Regions from separate parts of the Mus musculus genome. Here regions 1 and 2 are each linked to region 3. The links are chromatin contacts, found by Hi-C or POLR2A ChIA-PET in ENCODE. All regions are on one chromosome and are shown on one strand. Each heading gives the region's core, a stretch centred on a gene start or an enhancer-like site at or near the end of the contact. The rest is flanking DNA. Distances are from core to core; before and after follow the strand shown.

Region 1 (4,251 bases), core at 779-3,278, 54 kb before region 3:
TTCACTTGGAGCACAGCCTGTAGCCCAGGGCAGAGGTGTCTATGATGGTGTGACTAGAGGCAGGGAGGGGGGCTTGATGTTTTTAAACTGTAGCATACATAGATATAAGGCTTATTTGGACACAACCAGTTAATCTGGAATGAGTGTTTGCAGACAAAACACAGGACCCCTACTTGTGCTTGAACTCCAGATAAACAGTACTTTATTCAAACAAAAGAAATAGCTTAGACTACTGGACGACTCACAAGGCTGCTGGGGCGATCAGGAGTGCTGCTACAGCTCAAAGACCTTGCCTGGAGCTTGACCTCTCATACTCTCCAGGAGCTCTGGGTTGGTCCTACGTAGTTTTCCTTCCAGCTTAAGTTTATCTGTCCGAGTGTGCCAGTGGCCAGCAAGGCTGAAACAGACTGAGGTGTGTTGCTGCTCTAGTACTGAGTTCTCCTCACAAACTCCCACGCAAGGCAAGTTCCCACCGGAACTCTCTTCTCCAGCAGTAGCATCTCTATCTGGCCTGGTCAGCGGGACTCGGTGTGCTTCTGAGCAGTCTGGCAGGCCCTGTCTGTATTTGCAGCCTGTGTCAAGAGCAAACAAAACCTGCTATACGCTGGAAAATGCTCTTCCCCAAATACAAAATAGAAAGATATGTGGAAATCCTGACTTATACAAGACTGGAAGTTGGCAGACTACTAAGGATGATGAAATTTAATTATCGCTGCACATGTCTGGGTGTTCTGTTGAGAAGGCAGTGACGTCTGGATGGGCATAAACATAAATCATACAACGTTATGCGCAAAGCCCATAAAATCTGTTTTTCTTGTATTCCTTTCAACAAAATTACATTGGTACACTAAACATATTTACATAATTTGTATCCTATTGGCAGCAACTGCCTAAAAAGTATAAGTTGGCCAGTCATTTCTGTAAACTACCAGATAATTTTAAAATGATGTTTTTGAGAGCCATTTGTATTCTATGAAAGTTATTCAATTTCACCCTTGAGACATAAACCACCTACAGACAGCATATAAATTAATGAGCTCTAGTCAATTTCACACACAAAAGTAGCTGGATTCGGCCTGTGGAGTTGCAAGTAAGTTGTGATTAGGGTCAGTGAGATGCTTTGGTGGATAAAGGCAAGTGTGTTCAGCTTGATGACAAGGTCAACCCCCGCCCTCAGTACCCACACGGAGGAAGGAGGGAAATGACACTCCAAAGTTGCACTCTGACTGTACACAAACACACATATGCACACGATAAAAGTAATAGAAAGTATAAATGAAATTTGATTGTAGTCACAGGATGTAAAATTTAAATATAGTATTTAAAGGCTTAAAGTAAAAAAAAAAAATGAGGGCCAGGAATATAGCTCAAAATTTTGCATACCATTCAATAGGTTCAATCTCCAGCTCTGTAAATTAATTTATTAAATTAAAATTTAAAATTAAAATTATCTGCATAGATTTTCCCATACGTTGTCTTCTAAAATATTCAAGTCTATTAAAATTAAATGTAAAACATAAATTATGAATAGTGAATGTCAATTTTTTAAAGCCAAATTATGTAAGGAAAACTGACTTAGTTAATTTTGTAAATATTTGGTTAAAGTCTTACTAAAAACTTTTCTAAACATGGAACTATTTAGAGTTATCGTCGTAATGTTCATCTATTTGCTCATGTAGAGCAATATCATTGGTTCCTAAGAGTGAAACCCAGGCCATCTTGTCACAATTTAAGAGTAATAAGAACTGTTGGATTTTCAGTGTGCCAAATGTTCCTCGCCAGGCTCAGGAACAATATTTGCAAATACTATGCAAATTTGTGCGTACTTTTGGAGCCACAGAGTGGAGCAGGAAAGGCTAGGAAATGGATAATACTTCCATCACGCCAAAGCCTGTTCCCTCCCTGCTGAGTCAGGGGAGGATTTGAGCAGGTTAAATGCCCATTCTTTTTGCTGTGGTTTGTGGCTCCTCCCTCCGACGCTGGCATTGGTCCAAGGAGAAACTTTCCAGCTCCTGGAAGCTGATGTGCCCCTCCCCGTCCCCGGTTGTTTCAAGAACAAGACGCAAGAAATATGGAGAAATATTTCCGGGTCCAAAACTTGTGTCAGAGTGTGAGTGTCTGTAATTTCACTAACCCTAAGAAAAAGATGCCAAGGGACAAGACTCGTGTCTTTAAAATGGGGTCCTTACTATGTAGCTCAGGCTGGCCTTTAGCTCCTAGTCTCCGTGTCTCATTGTACTGAGTGCTGAGATTATTGGGTGTGTACCATCAGATCCACACAAATTCTCTCTCTCTCTCTCTCTCTGCCTGCATGGATATATGTGTGGTATGTATGCCCATGTGTACATGTAGCCATAGGTGTATGAGCCCACATAAGTGTGGAGTATTTTGCATGTGGAGGCCAGAGGCTGACACAGGGTGTCCAGCTGTCGCTCTCCACCTTCTTTATTGAGTCAAGGTCTCTTGCTGATCTCAGAGTTCACAGATCTGACTAGTTTAGCTAACCAGCTTGTCCCAGGGCTCTGCCTGGCTCCCTCTCTTAAATGCTGGGATTATAGGTGTGCCATCATAGGCAGCATACATGGTGAGTCCGGGGATCTGAGCTCAGGTCCCCACATCTGCACAGCAAGTGCTTTTACTGACCGAGTCGTCTTCCTCACCCTCACAAGTTAATATTTTTGTGTTTATTTCATGTCTTTCTTCTTTTAAGTTTTAAATTATATATACTCATTTTTGTTTGTCTTGTGTTTGGGTGTATGTGGGGAAGTGTGGGAGGGGTAAGTGGGTCCGAGAGAGCCGTGGTGCACAAAGGAGGTGGGAGAACCACCTACAGCCACCCAGGTCTTGATCCAAAGCAGGCAGGCAGGCAGGCATGGTGGCAGGCTCCCTCCGCTACTGAGTTGCCCACCAAATTTATTCTTTGTATGTCTTTCTATTAAAGTGTTCCATGACTAGCTGGTGGTAATGATCCACTCCTTTAATCCCAGCATTCAGGAGTCTGAGTTAGAGGCCAGCCTGGTCTGTAGAGCAAGTTCTAGGCTAAGCCCTGTCTCAAAAAATCAAGACCAACCAAACAAACAAAATGTTCCATGACTTACTAGTCCTTTAAAAAATAAAATCAAATGAAGGGGCTAAAAGTTGACTACTCAGTGGTTAAGAGCATTGGATGCTCTTCCAGAGGACCTGGGTTCAATTCCCAGCAACCACATGGCAGCTCACAAGTGCTTGTAACTCCAGTTCTAGGAGATTCATACATGCAGGCAAAACATCAATGCACATAAAATAAAAATAAATCATTAAAAAAGCCATCATTCCTAAGTGAGGGAAGAGGCTGTCTCTTGAGAGTCATCAGGATGTGTCCTGGTAGAGTTATTCTAAAAGGAAAAAGAAGGTGATTAATTGAATCTAACAATATAAAATATAAAGGGCATTAAAGTCCTGTATTTGAGATATAAAAATAAACAAGTAGCCAGGTCTGGTAGCTCCTGTCTGTGATCTCAGTACAGGTGGCAGAGGCACCTCTCACGTGGTCTACACAGAGAGTTCCAGGGATACTTAATGAGAGCCTGTCTCAAACAAAACAAAACAAAACAAAACAAAACAAAACAAAACAAAACAAAACACAGCAAGAACACCACCAACAAAAGCATCATTTTGCTGAGTTTTAAGTGTCAATATTTGTGGGAAAAGAGCCACTTGATTCTACTCTGGTCAGACAACCCTGTTATTTTCAGTTTTAGCATACAATAACTTTCTATGTACAAAGTTACAGGGAGCCCACCAGAGATGACCACTCAGATACTTATGGGCAATTGAAAGTCTTTATTCAGCCTGCTGGGACTGCACTCCGGCCTTCAGGACCCATAAGGCAAAAGCCAAATCCTGGTATCTTTCTCAGCAGCTGCGTGGGGGAAAGTTTGCACAAGCAAGCAGTTTAACAGAAGCTGAGGTGAATTATGCGACATCTTGACCTTGGGTTCCTAGAATAGAGTTGAATAGTTTTCCACAGAATTTTCCTTCAAGGAGAGCAAATTCTGGGTAAACCTGAAATGGCCTCAGCGATAATACAAGATGGAGGAAGCCTTGCACTGCCTCACCCTTTCGCACATGTAATTAAAACAACAACAAGGAAACAGGAGCTAACCAGAGTGACGAGAGCCCCGAAGCCATGTTAGAATGCCAACGGAGAAAGGTTTGAAACCTCCCAGCCCGTTTATCACATCTGAAAACACTGGTGAACTGAAGAGGAAG
Region 2 (4,033 bases), core at 1,449-3,948, 34 kb before region 3:
GGCTTCCCCACTTTAGCTCTCTGTTGTGTCCTAGAGATCCCCCACTCCCCACTCTACCAATTTTTGTTCACTCTCCTGGCCCTTTCTCCCTACTCTCCCTATACCTGACCGTGCCCCCGATATTTTTCTTAAGCCAAATATTTTCACAGCAGCCATTTTTTCTGCTCCTAATTTAAAAGTGGTTCACTGTTCTCTTTTGATTCTTGAAACAATACTGATGAAATAATCTTTCATGTTGTGACTCAATGTGCGGATACCAGTGCCGGAGGTCACATGTAGAGGCCAGAGGAAACCTTCAGCCACTTTCCACATTATTGCTTTGAGAGAGTTTCTCTTAGTGAACATGAAACCTACTGTTTGGTTTAGGCTGTTTGTCCAGTGAGTGCCTCAAATTTGCCTCTTTCTGCCTCTCAGTGCTGGGTTAGCACCATGTATAGCGATGCCTGCCTCTTTTAATTGCTCCTGGAGATTCTACTTCATATTGCAGAGCAAGTGTTCCTACTCACTGAACTATCTCCCTAGCCCCACCCTGACTCCTCTTTTAAATATCTGAGACATTCAAATAGCCCAGGCTGGCCTTCAGCTTGTATTGTAGTTTGAACTCCTGATCCTCCTGCCTCTACCTCCAGAGTGCTGGGATCACAGCTTGCACAACCTCAATTTTATGCCCAGGGCTTCATGCATGGTAGATAAGCATGCTACACCCTCAACTCCTGGTTACTTTTGATCTTTATATTTAGTGGCCCTGGGTGAGCTGGCAACACAAAGAAGAGATGGTTGCTGGACACAGTGGAAGGCAGCAATGCCAAGAAGATGGTGCAGCAGCTAAAACATTCCAGAGCATGACAGCGCAGGATAGGGAGAAAGGCCATGGAGACAGAGTACTGTGAATAGCTGAAGAAAAAAAAAAAGTCTGTGTGTCTAAGCCACCAGAAGAGTTCCAAGGAGCTGTCAAAGTCTCTGGCCACTGGGCTGCAGGGCTGTAATGGCTCCTATAAGGAGCTGATGGTCCAAAAACCCAGAGCCCTTTCAGGAGTTGCAGTCCCAGTAGGAACTGCCTACTGCTCCCTCATACTGCTGTTGGAAGAAGAGGGTTGCAACAGTTGCAAAATGCTGGGGTTTGCTGGTGGTTAAAGTCCAGAGGAACAAGCCTCCAGCCTGAATGCCTAGTCATGTCTCTGGCTTGTAAAGCATGAAGCAATAGGCCCCTAGTTATCACCGTCCCTTAGTCCAGCCCACAGGCTCTCTAGACCTATGACCTAGAGGGCACCAAAGCCAGAAAAGCCTCTCTGCTTGTCTCAGAGTTTTTTGTTTGTTATTTTGAGACAGGCTCTCCCTACGTAGTTCTGGCTATCCTGGAACTTGTAGTGTAGATCAAGGTGCTTGGAACTCACATCCTTCTGCTTCTGCCTCCTGACTGCTGGGCTTAAAGGCATGCACTGCCATTGTGGTCTCAGGATTTCTTTCTATTCAGGTAAAGGACCCCAGACAGACAGACAGACAGACAGCTCTGATTGATAATATTGTCATCGGGGTTATTTAAGTTAACGTATACTCTTATAAAGCCACAAACAAACCTAGTCAGTAGGACATTCATAAAAGTACACTTTTGAATTGAATAATCCACGGAAAGTGGGTTAGATAGCATTTACTCCCATGCATGCTGAAAGAGACACCCAGTAATTTTCCTTCCCATGTCCAAGTCTTGGATAGTTGTTTTTTCATGCATCATGTTTTTTTTTAAAGTATATATACATATTTATTTTGCAGAAGGGCATGAGAAGTAGAGATAAAGGTTGTTTTAAAAATGTCTTGAACAGTGGATTTGTGCAATGACCTGTGAGGGTTCCTGGAGACTGGTTTTGCCCAAACACCTAGAGACATGTTCACACTTTCATGGTGCTCTACTACTTCCCAAAGCAGGCTTCTTTCTTTGTTGGACAGAAATAATCTTCAAGAAAACTTGTTACAAGAGACTAGGAAGTTTATTTTAACGGTTTCTTCCTAAGGCAGCCCAAGTTCAGCCCTTATATGGGTGTATTTGCCTGCCTTAGAGGTAGGGCTAGTTCACCGGTGAGAAAGCAAATGAGGGTACCTGCTGAAGTGGGGAGTGCCCCCTGCACTTGGGCGGGCCCCACAGACAAAACTGATCTTCCTTCCTCAGCCTCCCTCAACCCCAATTCCTAACTCACGTTAACCCTCTGCTCCCCAGTCTCCCACCACAGTCCACCCAAAGCATAGATCTAAGCGACATTCACAGTTTCTCCTTGATCTAATATTGTCCTTTCTCTAATATTGCACTAATCTTAAGACGTGGTGGACTCTGTCCCTGAACACTCCATTTCTGATTCTCTCCAAAATTCAGAGGATCACCTGCCCCTTCCCGGATCCCCTCACGCCCTGATGCTGACCCTACTCTCAGAGCAGAGTTCTTTAACTCTGCCATATATTTCTCTAACCTTTTGTCCCCACCTTAAAACGGTCCCTCGGTTTCTAGAATACACGGTTGTCCTGTCTTCCATGTCTTTCTCACCACGTGTCTCTCCCCGTTCGATTCCTAACGTGCCAAGGAGGGCGTCGTCCAGCAAGTAGCTGGAACTTTTGTTTTGTCACCTGTTCCAGCATGTGCACCCCGGGTGAACTGGCCCATGACTAGTTTCCTCTCCTTTCTTTCCCTCCGCGCGGGCGGCCACCACCTCCCAACTCTCTGACCCGTCCAGTCAGAGACCCTTTCCTGTGGCTACTGCACTTCTCTGGTCTCCACAAGTCACACTTGCACTGCGATGTTTCCCCCCTAGCACAGTCCGCTTTCTCCCCGTGGCTCAGCTCGCGCGCAGCCGGTGCACCAGGCGCACCTAGATCCGGGGACCTGGGACCCTGCTCCCCGCCGGGACCGGCGCAACCCGGCGCCGGAAGCCTCTGCGCCGCCCCTTCCTCGCGCCTCTGGCCTTATCTCCTTGCACAGGGGCCTCCGGGGAGTGGCGGGCGCCGGGAGGGAGCCAGCGGCATGGGCCGGGGTCCCCGGGGCACGCGCCGCTCTCCAGGATGCGGGTTGCAGCGGCTGCTGCGGCTCGTGCTGCTGCTCAGCCTAGCCCGCGGCGTCAGCGGAGAGCCTGGCACGGAAGGTGAGTGCAGGGTACTCGGCGCGCAGGACGCTTCGCGCTCCGGATCTGGAGGCGCAGAGTCGGGGCGTGGAAGGATCATGGAGGCGGAGCGGCGAGAAGCACGCCAGACTGCCCGCCCCGGGGACTGTGGGGTGTGTAGTGGAGGCGGCCCTGCTCCAACTCGCGTCTCCCGGAGTGGGTGGGGGTGGGGTGGGGACTGGACTCGGGTGGGGGTTTGGGGGACCGGTGCGCCGCGTGGAGGATGTGGGAGGGCGAGCCGCTGGTTCTACAGCTTCCAGTCTCCCTGGCTTTTGCAGGACAAATTCCTGACCTGTAGTGGCTCTCCCACCACCACCTGTCCCTTTCCTTATTTTTCACTTCCACGAAGAACTAAATGTTAAGAATGTAAAGAAGAATAAGGAAGTTTATAGGAAGAGTTTATCCTTTAGTTCATTCATCCATTCGTTTATTTAGTCTGTTTATCCATGCATTTGTGTATCCATCCATCCATCCATCCATCCATCCATCCATCCATCCATCCATCCATCCGTAGAAAGTCCTTTAATATCTTCCCTGGGTCAGATGTAACCGTGCAATGTTGGCGTTCTAGTGGTTCATAGTCCCAAGGAGAGAGGCAGGCAAATAGTCTGTGTTTTAGACAAATTGGGACCAGTGAGCGTGGTGGGATTTACCTGACACGGAGGATTCAAACAGGAAAATGAGGCGAAGTCTGCCCACATAATAGCAGAACGTGTCAAGTGCTCTGAGAAGGTGTACTGGTCAGAGGAGAGGACAACTGTGTTTTACTGGGCAGCCATTATGCATGAGACAAGCTGAGCGGTTCCTTGGATTTCGGAAAAGGGGAGGGGTGCCCCATTCCATAGTAAGAGGTCTTTAGAAATGTGTGTAAAAAGGAATCCAATGTGTGA
Region 3 (4,149 bases), core at 946-3,445:
ACGGTTGTGGGATTAGGAAGTGTTCTAGAAGTTCCACGGGAAGCCATCCACACTGTTCATTGAAACAGGATCAATCACGGTTGTCTTCTTGCTTCAAAATGTTTGTTTCTTTTAAAAAATATATAGTATTTAATGTATTCTTTGAGGCCCTTGTGCAATGCATTAACCACACTCACCTCCCCACTCCTTTTCCTAACTCCTCCTAGACCTTTCCCTTCCTCCCATTCTTATGCCCCTGTGGACCCCCAAGACCACTGAGGAGCCAATTCTGATACAAACATCTGACATGTACAAACACACACACACACACACACACACGCGCACACACACACACATACACACACAATATATATATTATATATGCAATTTGCTATACTTTTTTCTTTTCACTTGACCATTGGCATATTTGCTGATGGAGTACATACTGCTAACCTGACTGCTACCCAGTCACATGCAAGCTTGGGAAATTTCTATATGGGTCAGCAAGTTCATATTTTAAAAACCACATTTCTGGCGTAATCTGCAGGAACTGAACATGGGGGCAGAACTACCTGACAAACAGCATGGCTAAGTTATCTATTCTCTGTAGGATGTCTTAAGTTATCTATATGTACCTTGACCCTGCTTTTGGGACAGTGCTCCAATGGATTTTGTAGTTTTCTTCCTGAAATTAGAGTTTAGCCCCTGGTCTCACACAAAATGGAGTTTCCTAAAAAACAGAGTTGATTGGGCTTTCCACTGTCCCCGTTCTGATTTCATGTCCTCTTTCTAAGCATATGCCTCTCAGACCCCTTTGTGCTGCTCATGGACGTGGGGGTGGGCCATTCCCTGCTGAGTAGTCAACATTCTGGGGACCAGACCCTTAAAGAAAAACGGACTCTTCCTCCCCAAGAAGCCATCAGCTGTCCACAGCTCCTCAGGGGTGGAGCACCATGAACCTCGTTCTGCTCAGTGCTAGAATGTTGGCTGGCTTGATCTTATGTGGGTCTTGTGCAGGCAGCCACTGCTCCATGAATTTGGGGTCCAGTGGTCCTGTCATGCCCAGAAGTCAGCGTGTGCTGCTCCAGTTTTCACTGTCTCTGTCTCCCTTGCTGCTGGGGCTCCTGGGCCTTGGGGTGGGGAGTGTGTAGAGTGTTTGGCGACTTACTTGTTGCATGTGCGGGCCATCCCTCCATTGTCCCTTGCGTTTACCTGAAACTTACTGATTCATCCCAGCCACCCAGCTTCAGGGATTAACTCTCTCTGCCCCCTCAGCACTGGAATCACAAGAATTACGGGTCTGCAACCGTAATGCCTGGTGCGTGTGTGTGTGTGTGTGTGTGTGTGTGTGCGCGCGCGCGCGCGCGCGCGAGCGTGTGTGTTTGTACATGTCAGATGTCAGACCCAGGTAACATTCCTCAGTAGCCATCCACTTTTTTTCCCCTCTTTTCCTTTTTTTAAATTCAGAATCTCTCTCTGGGACCTGGGACTTTCAGTGAGCCCCAGATGTCCATCCACCTCTGTCTTGCCCCAGATGTCCATCCATCTCTGTCTTCCAGCACGGGGATTACGAACCCACACCAGTGTGCCCTGGGGAGCAAGCTCAGGCTCAGGTTGTAGGGACACCAAGTGCTTTGCTGACTGAACTATCGTCCACAGTTTACAGCAATCCTTTCAACATTTTAAAATTTCTTTGGTGGGAGGGTATAATTTTTAAAATAACCAGTGAATAGGAATTTGAAGGTTCTTTCATAAGGAATAACTAATGTTTAAGGATAGGGGAATGTGCTAAGTGCTCTAATTTGACCATGAGACACTGTGAGTGCATGTATCAGGTTAGCAGTATGTACTCCATCAGCAAATATGGCAATGGGTCGAGTGAAAAGAAAAAAGTATAGCAAATTGCATACATAAAACCTGGGGTTTATGTAGAGGACTCTGTGATGCAGTTTGTCTGGACTGAGAGCGGAGGAAGATAATTTGGAGAGAGCTTCTCCCATTCCCCCAGGGCATTGTTATTTAAAGAATCTTACCTCCTCCCATGTCACCACCAGGCGCCAGCTCCTCACTGCATCTTCTCCCCTTGAGGCATTAACTTTTCTTATGTACCCTTCAGCCTTCTCTGGGCTCCCGAATCTGGGCTACGTGCCAGCTGACACTGTATTTTTAGCCGTGTTCTGAAGCTACAGGAATTGGGAATCCCACCAAATGCACCCTGGAACTGTGAAGTTGGCTGCTACGGAGCAGGGTGCTTGTGAAGGGGACAGCTGTGTGACAGGCAGTGGCTTTGAGGGCTGAGGATGGGATTCCTTTACCAAAGAAGGAGTAGTTGATGGACAGCGTTTGTCTTCTCCTAGTCGCCGTATCCCCTGGAGTGGAGCCCGATAGGGAGACATCCATTTCTTTGGACTTGAACCGGTAACAGGAAGTGAGGTCTGAAAGCTTCCAATGGCAGATGTTCCTGTGGTCCCCCTTCCAACGAAGTGCCTGACACACATTTCCATTAACTCTGTGGAATGGAGAGAATTGCCTGCCCAAACTTTACATAAGTGTGAAGCAATGAGAGGTGTAGGGAGAGGGGAGCTGGGGAGGGGGAGAACAGGAATGGGGTGGTACCAAGGATGGTCTGTGCAGGTAGAGTCTGCTCTCCTCTACAAGGCCCAGTGAGAAATGGTTAATCATGTCAGACCAGGTCTGTTTTCCAGGTCTTCTTCCCTCCTTTGTGTGACCAAATCATCATCTATCCTTTCAGGATGGGGCTTCTCCTCATTAGTGTGTCTGACAGTGAGGATGTAATGTACTTTAGTGCTTGCCGTGTGTGTGTGTGTGTGTGTGTGTGTGTGTGTGTGTGTGTGTGAGAGAGAGAGAGAGAGAGAGAGAGAGACAGAGACAGAGACAGAGACAGAGACAGAGACAGAGTCAGAGACAGACAGAGAGAGACAGAGAGAGACAGAGATAGACAGAGAGAGAGGCCCTGGGTTCAGTTTCTTGTACTGGGGTGAAAGACTGGATTTGGGACAATCACTTCCTTCCTTCCTTCCTTCCTTCCTTCCTTCCTTCCTTCCTTCCTTCCTTCCTTTCTTTCTTTCTTTCTTTCTTTCTTTCTTTCTTTCTTTCTTTCTTTCTTTCTTTCTTTCTTTCTTTCTTTCTTTCTTTCTTTAAAATGTGGAGGTGTGGTAGTATATGCCTGTAATCCTGACAGGTGGCGGTGAGGCCACCTTGGGCTATATAGTGAGACCCTGCCTTAAAACAAAAGACACATTCTATGCTTGTCCTGCCCTCCCCACATTTCGGGGGTGGGGAGGAGGCAGGGGGGACGGGGGAGCAAAACAAAACACATTCTAAAGTGTAAGTCGTATAATTCTCGCTGTTAAAACATCTAAATGACCACAGAATTTAGGAAATCCAACTCCTAACCATGGCCTCTGAATACATGTGTTCTGATTAGTCTCTCCCATCCTCTCCCGTCTCTTTCCCATCCCTATCAAAGTGAAGAGTTCCCTTACTGGAGCCCAGTCTCATCGTGACAAAGTTCATAAAAGTTTGAAAACGTTCTTGCATAAATCAGAACACAAATCCATAACAGGAGACAGGTTACCTTCCCGGCGTGGCTGCTTCTGAGTGTCAACCATTGTGGAAAGAATTGTCTTGGTCTGTTTGAGAGTTCATGATCCTACTGTTGCCCAGTCTGGTCTTGAACCCTTGGCCTCAAGAACTCTTGGCACAGGCTCCTGGGTAGTGGCAATGACAGGCTTACACCACTGCTCTTGGATTTGGAAAGGATCCTAAGACCACCTCTGGACCTAGCCTGGGGAGTGCTCTCCTTGACTAATGGTACCCAGCAGGGATGCAGGAGGGTGGAGTGGCATCCAGCACATTTGGTGTTCGTGGGCTCTGCTCAGATGATGGGAATTTTAGTTCATTTGGAATCTATTTTCTAGTATCTTACTGTATACTAATTAAAAAAACATTTCAGTAAGCTATATTGCCTTTCTTCCTTTTAAAACCATTTTTAAAAATCATTGCTAAGTAGACGCTGTTAAGATCTGACTCTATTTTGGAGGCACCTGACTGTGCCAGTTGAACTAGGACTTCGATCATGAGACTCACTGCTAAGAGTATGAAACAAGAGCTTTAGAGACTGAGAGACCTCTGTGACTTCTGGGTCAG

What was found. A loop is a pair of places that touch in the nucleus more often than their neighbours do. ChIA-PET counts read pairs that join two places held with the same protein, here RNA polymerase II (POLR2A).
Region 1: a map of ES-E14 shows a loop between it and region 3 (4-fold over the local background). The contact joins two enhancer-like sites. A Hi-C loop is called at or near these places in 2 of 37 maps with a recorded cell type or tissue (ES-E14 and Patski). POLR2A ChIA-PET finds 5 or more read pairs at or near these places in 2 of 5 experiments (both embryonic stem cell).
Region 2: a loop to region 3 is called in a map of T-helper 17 cell, with 1.8 times the contacts of the local background. The contact joins the promoter of Susd1 here to the enhancer-like site in region 3. A Hi-C loop is called at or near these places in 1 of 37 maps with a recorded cell type or tissue (T-helper 17 cell). POLR2A ChIA-PET finds 5 or more read pairs at or near these places in 3 of 5 experiments (Patski and embryonic stem cell).

What each region holds. Positions count from the first base shown.
Region 1 is chr4:59,455,873-59,460,123 of GRCm38, reverse strand. No RefSeq gene overlaps it. Among named protein-coding and RNA genes, the nearest start is that of Susd1, 19 kb to the right of the region's middle. Within about 2 kb of position 2,028, at least 1 of the 3 ENCODE cell types and tissues checked has a DNase peak (open chromatin) inside an H3K27ac peak, as active enhancers do.
Region 2 is chr4:59,437,298-59,441,330 of GRCm38, reverse strand. It overlaps Susd1 (sushi domain containing 1), which reads left to right and starts at 2,698. Exons shown (of 17, transcript NM_001163288.2): 1 at 2,698-3,125. The coding sequence starts at 3,008.
Region 3 is chr4:59,402,542-59,406,690 of GRCm38, reverse strand. All of the region lies in intron 5 of Susd1 (sushi domain containing 1), which reads left to right. Among named protein-coding and RNA genes, the nearest start is that of Susd1, 34 kb to the left of the region's middle. Within about 2 kb of position 2,195, at least 1 of the 3 ENCODE cell types and tissues checked has a DNase peak (open chromatin) inside an H3K27ac peak, as active enhancers do.